Linked DNA regions of Homo sapiens: all the other regions are linked to region 1. A link is a contact called in ENCODE Hi-C data. All regions are on one chromosome and are shown on one strand. Each heading gives the region's core, a stretch centred on a gene start or an enhancer-like site at or near the end of the contact. The rest is flanking DNA. Distances are from core to core; before and after follow the strand shown. Region 1 overlaps FBXW7 (F-box and WD repeat domain containing 7). Region 2 overlaps FHIP1A (FHF complex subunit HOOK interacting protein 1A). Region 3 has its middle 88 kb from the start of TRIM2.

The links. Hi-C counts contacts between places; a loop is a spot of excess contacts on that map. Pooled maps may share reads with other maps.
Region 2: a map of HCT116 shows a loop between it and region 1 (2.6-fold over the local background). The contact joins two enhancer-like sites. A Hi-C loop is called at or near these places in 3 of 168 maps with a recorded cell type or tissue (HCT116 and heart left ventricle) and 8 of 50 pooled maps.
Region 3: a map with no recorded cell type shows a loop between it and region 1 (2.3-fold over the local background). The contact joins two enhancer-like sites. A Hi-C loop is called at or near these places in 4 of 168 maps with a recorded cell type or tissue (A673, CD4-positive, alpha-beta memory T cell, PC-9 and 1 more), 4 of 37 single-sample maps with no recorded cell type and 12 of 50 pooled maps.

Annotation. Positions count from the first base shown.
Region 1 is chr4:152,398,088-152,400,676 of GRCh38, reverse strand. The region is part of intron 4 of FBXW7 (F-box and WD repeat domain containing 7); the gene reads left to right. Among named protein-coding and RNA genes, the nearest start is that of FBXW7-AS1, 62 kb to the right of the region's middle. Within about 2 kb of position 1,281, at least 2 of the 41 ENCODE cell types and tissues checked have a DNase peak (open chromatin) inside an H3K27ac peak, as active enhancers do.
Region 2 is chr4:151,539,623-151,542,211 of GRCh38, reverse strand. All of the region lies in intron 3 of FHIP1A (FHF complex subunit HOOK interacting protein 1A), which reads right to left. Among named protein-coding and RNA genes, the nearest start is that of FHIP1A, 130 kb to the right of the region's middle. Within about 2 kb of position 1,301, at least 10 of the 41 ENCODE cell types and tissues checked have a DNase peak (open chromatin) inside an H3K27ac peak, as active enhancers do.
Region 3 is chr4:153,114,708-153,117,296 of GRCh38, reverse strand. No RefSeq gene overlaps it. Among named protein-coding and RNA genes, the nearest start is that of TRIM2, 88 kb to the left of the region's middle. Within about 2 kb of position 1,301, at least 16 of the 41 ENCODE cell types and tissues checked have a DNase peak (open chromatin) inside an H3K27ac peak, as active enhancers do.

The sequences.
Region 1 (2,589 bases), core at 32-2,531:
TTGTATTGTTGTATCTAAAATGTCATTTCCGGCTGGGTGCCATGGCTCACACCTATAATCCCAGCACTTTGGCAGGCTGAGGTGGGAGGATCGCTTGAGCCCAGGAGTTTGAGACCAGCCTGGGCAACATACTGAGACCTCCTCCTTAAAAAAAAAAAATGCACAAAATTAGCCAGGCATGGTGGTGCGTTCCTGTGATCTTAGCAACCCGAGAGGCTGAGGTTGGAGGATTGCTTGAGCCTGGGACATCAAGGATGTGGTGAGCCAAGATCATACCACTCTACCCCAGCAAAAAGTCATGTCTATACCCAAGGCCATTTAGGTTTTCTCTTATGTTATCTTCTAAGAGTTTTATAGTTCTGCACTTTACATTTATGTCTATGATCCATTTTGAGTTAATTTTGTGAAGGTTGTAAGGCCTTTGTTTAGATTCATTTATTTGCATGTGGATGTTCGGTGGTTCAGCACCATTTGCGGAAAAGACTAGCTTTTCTACATTGTACTGCCTTTGTTCCATTGTCAAAGATCACTGTACCATATTCTGGTCTCTCTATTCTGTTCCATTCATCTACTTTTAATTCTTTCACCAATACCACACTGTCTTGGTTACTGTAGCTTTATAGTAAGCCTTGAAGTTGGAGAGTGTCTATCTCCCAGCTTCATTCCTCTCCTTCAGTATCGTTTTGGCTATTCTGGGTCTTTTGCCTCTCCATATAAGTTTTAGAATCAGTTCGTTGATATCTGTTACTTGCTGGGATTTTGATTGGTATTGCTTTGAAACTATAGATGAGATTGGCAAGGACTGACATCTTGACAGTATTGAGTCTTCCTGTGCAAGAACATGGAATATATCTCCATTTATTTAGTTCTTCTTTGATTTTTTATCAGAGTTTTATAGTTTTCATTATGTAGATCTTATACATATTTTATTAGATTCATCCCTAAATATTTTATTTCAGGGGGCTGCTAATGTAAATGATACTGTATTTGTCATTTCAGATTTCACTTTTTCATTGCTGGTGTGTAGGAAAATAATTGACTTATTATATATTAATCTTATATCTTGCAACCTTGCTATAATTGCTTTTTTTTGGTCAATTTTTTAGGATTTTCTATGTAGAGGGTCATGTCATGTGCCAAAAAAGACAGTGTTATTTCCTCTTTCTTAATCTCTTTATCTTTTACTTCCTTTTCTTGTCTTTGTGCTTTAACTAGGACTTCCCCTATGATGTTGAAAAGCAGTGGTTAAAGAGGACATTCTTGCCTTGTGTCTGATCTTAGTAGGACAGCTTTGAGTTTCCATCCTTAAGTGTGATGTTAGCTGTAGGCTTTTTATAGGTAGTCTTTATCAAGTTGAGAAAGTTCCTCCCCTCTATTCCTAGTTTGCTAAGAGTCCTTCTATCCTATTTCTTAATGGTTTAGTAGATGACTCTGTGGTACTTTGAAGGTTGTTTGCAGAATTTCCATGCCATAGGCAATTTACCTTTCCTTGACATTTGAAGGATTGATGTTGGTGCCAAGTATAGAATCTTCACAGAGTCCTCCTGTAGCTTCTAAAGGTTTAGCTTGAAAATGTTAATTGCTTAACGCTAGTAAGTGAGTGAAAAAGCTGGGGATAAATTTTGTATCTTGCTTATATTTCAGTTCCCACCTCTGTCCTGACAAAACCCCAATATATAAACAGTAAATGTAAGATATATATATTTTAAACATAATAACAAATGTAAGTTCCTTTTGAAATTATTATTTCACCAACTTTAAACAGTATTATCAATTTTTCAAACATTTGGCCAGTGGTTACAATTTTATCAATCTTATTAGTGAGATTCTTTTCTGCTTGTGGGTCTACTTTTACTTTGACTCTTGTCCTGAAATCTCAATTCTATCTTTGGCCTCTCTTCTGAGAGACATAATTTTGTGTATTTAATTAATCTCTATTTTCTATAAATTAATATGATAAAAAGAATCAAGTTGGATGGATCAGAAGTAGAATACAGAGAAAAGAAAATATGGTTAGGGAATTGTGATTAGGTATGTTTAAATACTTAGTTCGTAGACACGACCCCATTCTTTTGTTTTTTCTTTGAAATTTGCCTTAGATTCAGTATTGTCTAGTTCTTAAAATGCTATTTTTTTTCATTTAGCATTACAATTATTTGTGGGAAAAATTTTAAGAACATTTCAGAATTCTTTCACTGGATATTCTAATATGGATAGTAATTCAAAAGAAAGCACAAAGATGTAAAATCACAAAAGATATAAAATATTTAGGTTTTTGTAAAAATCATATATTAGTATGTTTAGCATACATAGAAAATTTTATAAAGTATTATTTTTTTTTTTACTGTGAAACATCATATCAAAAGCACACAATTCCTTAAGAATTTATCTGTTTCTTCACTGAACACTAGAGGGCCATATAGCACCTTATAGATAGAGCGGCTTTCCATATATTTAAATATATTTAATATGTGCTTGTCTTTCTCTCCTACTTTGTGTTTTAGTATAGTATGTCTTGCTCAGAATTTGGAGTATACACTCAACAGTAATTATGTGCACTGTCAGATAATATGTGGGATACCTAGGGTT
Region 2 (2,589 bases), core at 52-2,551, 860 kb after region 1:
CACACACACAACACTGTGTTGTAGAAAAAACTGGGTTCTCGTCACACAACCAGGAAAAGTTAGCCACACACACACTTTGAAGGGTGAAGGGGAACAGAATTTACTGGGCAAAAAAGAAAAAAAAGAAAACCTCTCAACAAAGTGAGAGAGGTTCCTCTTAACAGGAAAGGAGAGGCCAGGCTCCTCCCCACTGCAAATGGTGTGAACTTCCCAAGGCTCCAACCCATCCTCCCAGTGCACAGGCCAGTCAGAGATTCTCCAGGGACCCCTTTTTACTTGGCTGTCTCAATTGTACTCTGCATAAGCAATGCTTGATGACCGAAAAGGCGTACTGTAGTAAGTGACAAAAGTGTAATTAGCAAGGAATCATGGAGCATGAACATCTATTGTGTAAAGGAGCAACTATTTACAAAATCAAGATAAAAGAACCCACTAATGGCTACTACCGACAGAGCCCAGGTCTGATAACATCTCCCAGCATAAAGGCACACTGATTTACCCCTTGTTTTAAAGAAGCAGCCAGAGCTTGCCAACAAAAATATGTGATTGATCTAATTAGCTCACTGAACTGAGGAAAACAGTGTGCCAAAATCATGTGTACTCACAGATTACTCCTTCCAGGACAAAGCAGTGTTGCATAAAAGCCTATCCTTCAACTTAAACGTCACACTCATTAAAAGGGACGAAACCCAGCAGTACTTGGCATGCAGGAGCTTAATGAATATTATTGGATGTTGATGACACAGACATGAGTCTCAAAAGAATGAGCTCTCGTGATGGAAAAGAGAAAGAAACATAAAGGACTGTAAAAATGTATATGCAGTGGCTAAACTCCAATTACCAGCTCAGGCCAGGCAATTTTACTCCATTATGCCTGCATTAACATTCCCACTCTCAACTTAATGCTTTATTAACCTAACTGATAATGTCCCTCTTCACTCAGGGTTATTAGCAAATACAAGTCTGTTGAGACTGGCAAACCAGTTCATTCATTCAACAAATATTCCTGGGTACTTACCATCACAGGTAATAAACAATGATCTCTAGTCTTTTTGTTACTAATGCAAGAGAGGGTCTAAAAACTAGTGTAGCATATCTTAAAAAAAGTCCTTAATGGGAAGAGATGAACACCCTAGAGAAAAGTAACAACACTAGCTTCATCAAGTAGTCTGCTGATGACTCACTGGTTAGCTTTAGGAGGTACGTACATACTCAAAAAGCACGAGGATATTATTCTACTGTGTCTCACTCATGGACTGGAGCCAAAGTCAAGATAAGGAAAATTTTTATGTAGTTGTTTATCCAAGTTGTCTTGTCTGTTCTACCTTCAACATCACTGCCTCGGGGGAACATTGGACCAGGAAGCCATAGAAGCTCATGCTCCTGGAGCCCTGAGAAGTCTGGGAATAACCTAAGCAGCAAAGCAGCTGCCTGACTCAGGAGAGCAAAACACACCCAGAAAATACAATGGGAGCAGAACAAAGATTTGGCCATATAAGCTGACTGTTAATATTTTTTATTTTCTAAACTTATTTTTACCACTAGGATTTTATATAAGAAACTCTTTATCAGTTCATGTCTGAAGTAAGGATAGTTTATTATACCCAATTTTACTGCTGTAGAGTATTCTGAACACCTTTGAGCTTAAAAATGAATCACTTTATATTGAATAAGCACCACTTAATGAGAAATTTTTCACAGGAAGATAAAATGTCGATTTTACCATTTTATGAAATGTATACTTACTTATATTTAAGTATTTGAAAAGCTAAAACTAGGTAGAACTAAGGTATAAAGTGAAAGGATCAAACTTAAAAAAATATATGAGGTATTTCTGGATAGTCCGCTTTTGAAAGCACTGTTTTCTGTAAAAAGAGATCCTCTTCCCAAGTTGGCTGCAGGCTAGTCTTGGTCAACTACTCTATTTTATTAGCAATATAGCTCTGTGGGATGGAACTACAGAAACTCTATTGCAACTGGGATGATGGTTTGTAGATTAAGAGAAAATACCATTTAAGGTACATAATCATTTTAAAAAATGACACATATGTTCCTATCTTAAATATTTAATCATGAAACTTAAAAAAGCAAATTTATTTGCCAGCATTTTCACATAGGCCAAGGCTATTTCTTTAAGTACAGGTCTGCTGATTGAAGGTCAAAGTTGTCTTTCTTGCATAAACCTAACTTCCCATTTAGGTTACTTGAAGTTGAGAAGAACCTCAGTATGAATCAATTCAGTGCAGAATCCTTCCATATTTTAAACATCTTTGCCAATCATTTAGAGTTCTCTCTTCCACATCCAATTTGACACCAATATCTTATGGCAAGTTGCCTTTAGTCTTTCCAATTAATTCAACTTCATCAAAATAAACAATTTCCTTTTCACACACATATTTCATCAGTATACTTGTTATTTAATGAAACTATGTAATTACTGTAACAATGCACACAACTCAGCAGTGGGAGGAAATGTTTGGAACCTTGAGCACACATGGGAAATAGCCTACCAGACAGGGCACTCAGCAGGGAGTGGGCATGAGAGTCAATGTACTTTCCAGAGAGAATGGAAAGCACTGGTAAACCAGG
Region 3 (2,589 bases), core at 52-2,551, 720 kb before region 1:
ATGGGCATCTGTGTTTTGTTTCTGTTTTTGTTTTTTAGTGCTTTTTTGTGTGTGTTTGAAGTCTTTTTTTTTTTTTTTTTAAGAGTGTCTAGGAAGTGGTCAGGGCTAATTCCAACCACTTCATAAATTGTAGGAAATTGGAACTAGAAGACCCTTCAGCTCCATCTATTCAGCTCCCTTATCTTAGAAGACAGAAAACAGTAGGGCTAATGTTTATGTTTATCTATCATCTGTCTGTCTATCTATCTATCATCTATCTATCTATCATCTATCTATCTATCTATCTATCTATCTATCTATCTATCTATCTATCTGTCTATCTATCTATCTAATGCAATTTATAGATGGAAAATTTCCTGATTATTTTCTGGCATATATTTTGCACATAGTAGGCAGTCATTCAAATACTTGTGAAATGGAGGCTGGGCGGGGTGGCTCATGCCTGTAACCCTAGCACTTTGGGAGGCCAAGAGAGGCAGATAACATGAGTCCAGGAGTTCAAGTCCAGCCTGGGCAACATAGCGAGACCTTGTCTATATAAAAAATACAAAAATTAGCCGGGTGTGGTGGCATGCACTTGTGGTCCCAGCTACTCAGGAGGCTAAGGTGGGAGGATTGCTTGAGTCTGGGAGGTGGAGGTTGCAGTGAGCTGAGATCCTGCCACTGCATTCCATCCTGGGTGACACAATGAAACCCTTTCTCAAAAAAACAAAAACAAACTTGTATAATGGATAGGCACCCCCAAAAGTGTCCACGTGCTGCCTATTGCATTCATTTGCTCATCACTTACCTTGCAGGTGCATAGACTGAGGCCTGTGGCTTCAAATCATGTCACTGCTCTGATGCCTACGTCTACTCTGAACTAGTGGTTTTTAAATTAGAGTGTCATCTGCGAACTTAATAAAACTGCAATTTCTTTGGTTTTAATGCCAAAGACACTGATTTGGTGGATGGAGGTGGGGTGGATGGAGGTGGGGTGGAGGGAAGTGGGGGAGGTGGGCTGATTTGGGAGGTGGCGATGGAGTTATTTTAATGTGCACTTCAGATGTTGCTAATGTGCTGGCCTGCAGACTGCGCTCTGAGAACAGCAGCTCCAGCGTCTTGGCCACCTTCACTAAATACTTGCCTTGGTTTCCTCTTCTTTAAAAAAAAAAAGAAAAGAAAAGAAACCAGGGGAAAAAGGAGGCCTGGCTTACTGCTGGTGAACATGAAACCTCAGAAACCAGGGCAAGGCTCATCACCCAGCTTCGTGGAAAAAAATACCAGCCTAGTCGCCAAAATGAAAGTAGATTACCTCTGTGGCTAAAAACGGAAGCGGCAAGTTTCCACTGCAAGTGCCAGGGTTGGTAGAGAAATGGTAAGGCAGTGCTTAAGAAAAAGGAGTCCAGTCTTTCTCCCCCCTACCACCCCACCTCCCATCTTGATGGGCAGAGGGAGAAAAACAGGAGGAATCCAGCTGAGAAAGTCCCTGATTTATTAACAACTGTGTACTGATGACTAATCACTTACTAATGTTTGCAAAGTGCTTGGAGCCTTTCTATAAAAAGGGGACAAAATGTGGGCAACATATTCATAGTTATGACATCAAAGAAGAGGCCCAGCAGGAACATGAAGATGGCCGCTGACATGCCACATGCAGAACTTGCTAGCAGGACAGACAGACAGGACAGACTGGTGGCCAGAACTTTGGAATGGCATAATTAAACATTGTGCCACCCTGCCTCCCTCCCCTGCTCCATTCACGTTCCCTTCCCAAAGCCCCAGAGTCTGTAACAGCCAACAGGTCCAGTGTTGTCTTGCTGAACAGCAATGAGAGCTGCGGACCCTCAGGATGAGCACCATGGGCGGCCGTCACCTCTGCAGCCACCCAGAGTGACACCTGATAAGTCTTAAGGGTGCAGTCAAAATGGCCCATTGCCTTTCCCCCTCCTGGGAAGCCAGGGCACAGGCACCGACCCTAGTGAAGCAGAGTCAGGGATGAGAGGAGGAGGCTGTTTTTCAGGCAGTGACAACGATGGCAGCAGGCAGTGATGACGTCCAGAGTCTGGTGTGCACAGGTTCTAGGGTATGGTTTTGGTTGGGGCTGACCTCAGGGCTCCCTTTAGTCCCGCAGTTTTTCAGTCTTCCCAGTGGCCCTGTGAGCTACCCAGTACTCTTTCAGTCCATTTTTTCTACTTGTAACACCCAGAGCTTGGTGTCCATTGCTTATATCTACGAGCCCCAGCTGACTCACCAACGCCTCAGAGGAGGGAAGAGTTCCAGGCAAAGCAAACTACCCAGTTAAAAAAAAATCCTCACAGTTTCAGAGACGATAACGTCAGGAGCTTCAAAGCCTCGTTTGTTATTGTGGTGAATGGGCATCAGAGCTCTCTATACTTTTAAGAAGTGGCACACGCCTTTTGGCACAGCATTTCCCGGTCTATGACTTTATCTCCAGAGACACTCCCACAAGGACTATGCTAGCTGTTGGGCATGACTGCAAGTGAGATGGTGGCACCATTTTCTGAGGACCGATGGAGGGAACCAGTTGGGTGGTGGGGAGGGGGTTGGGGAGATCAAGGGTGACATTTAGGAAATGTTAAATTTCAG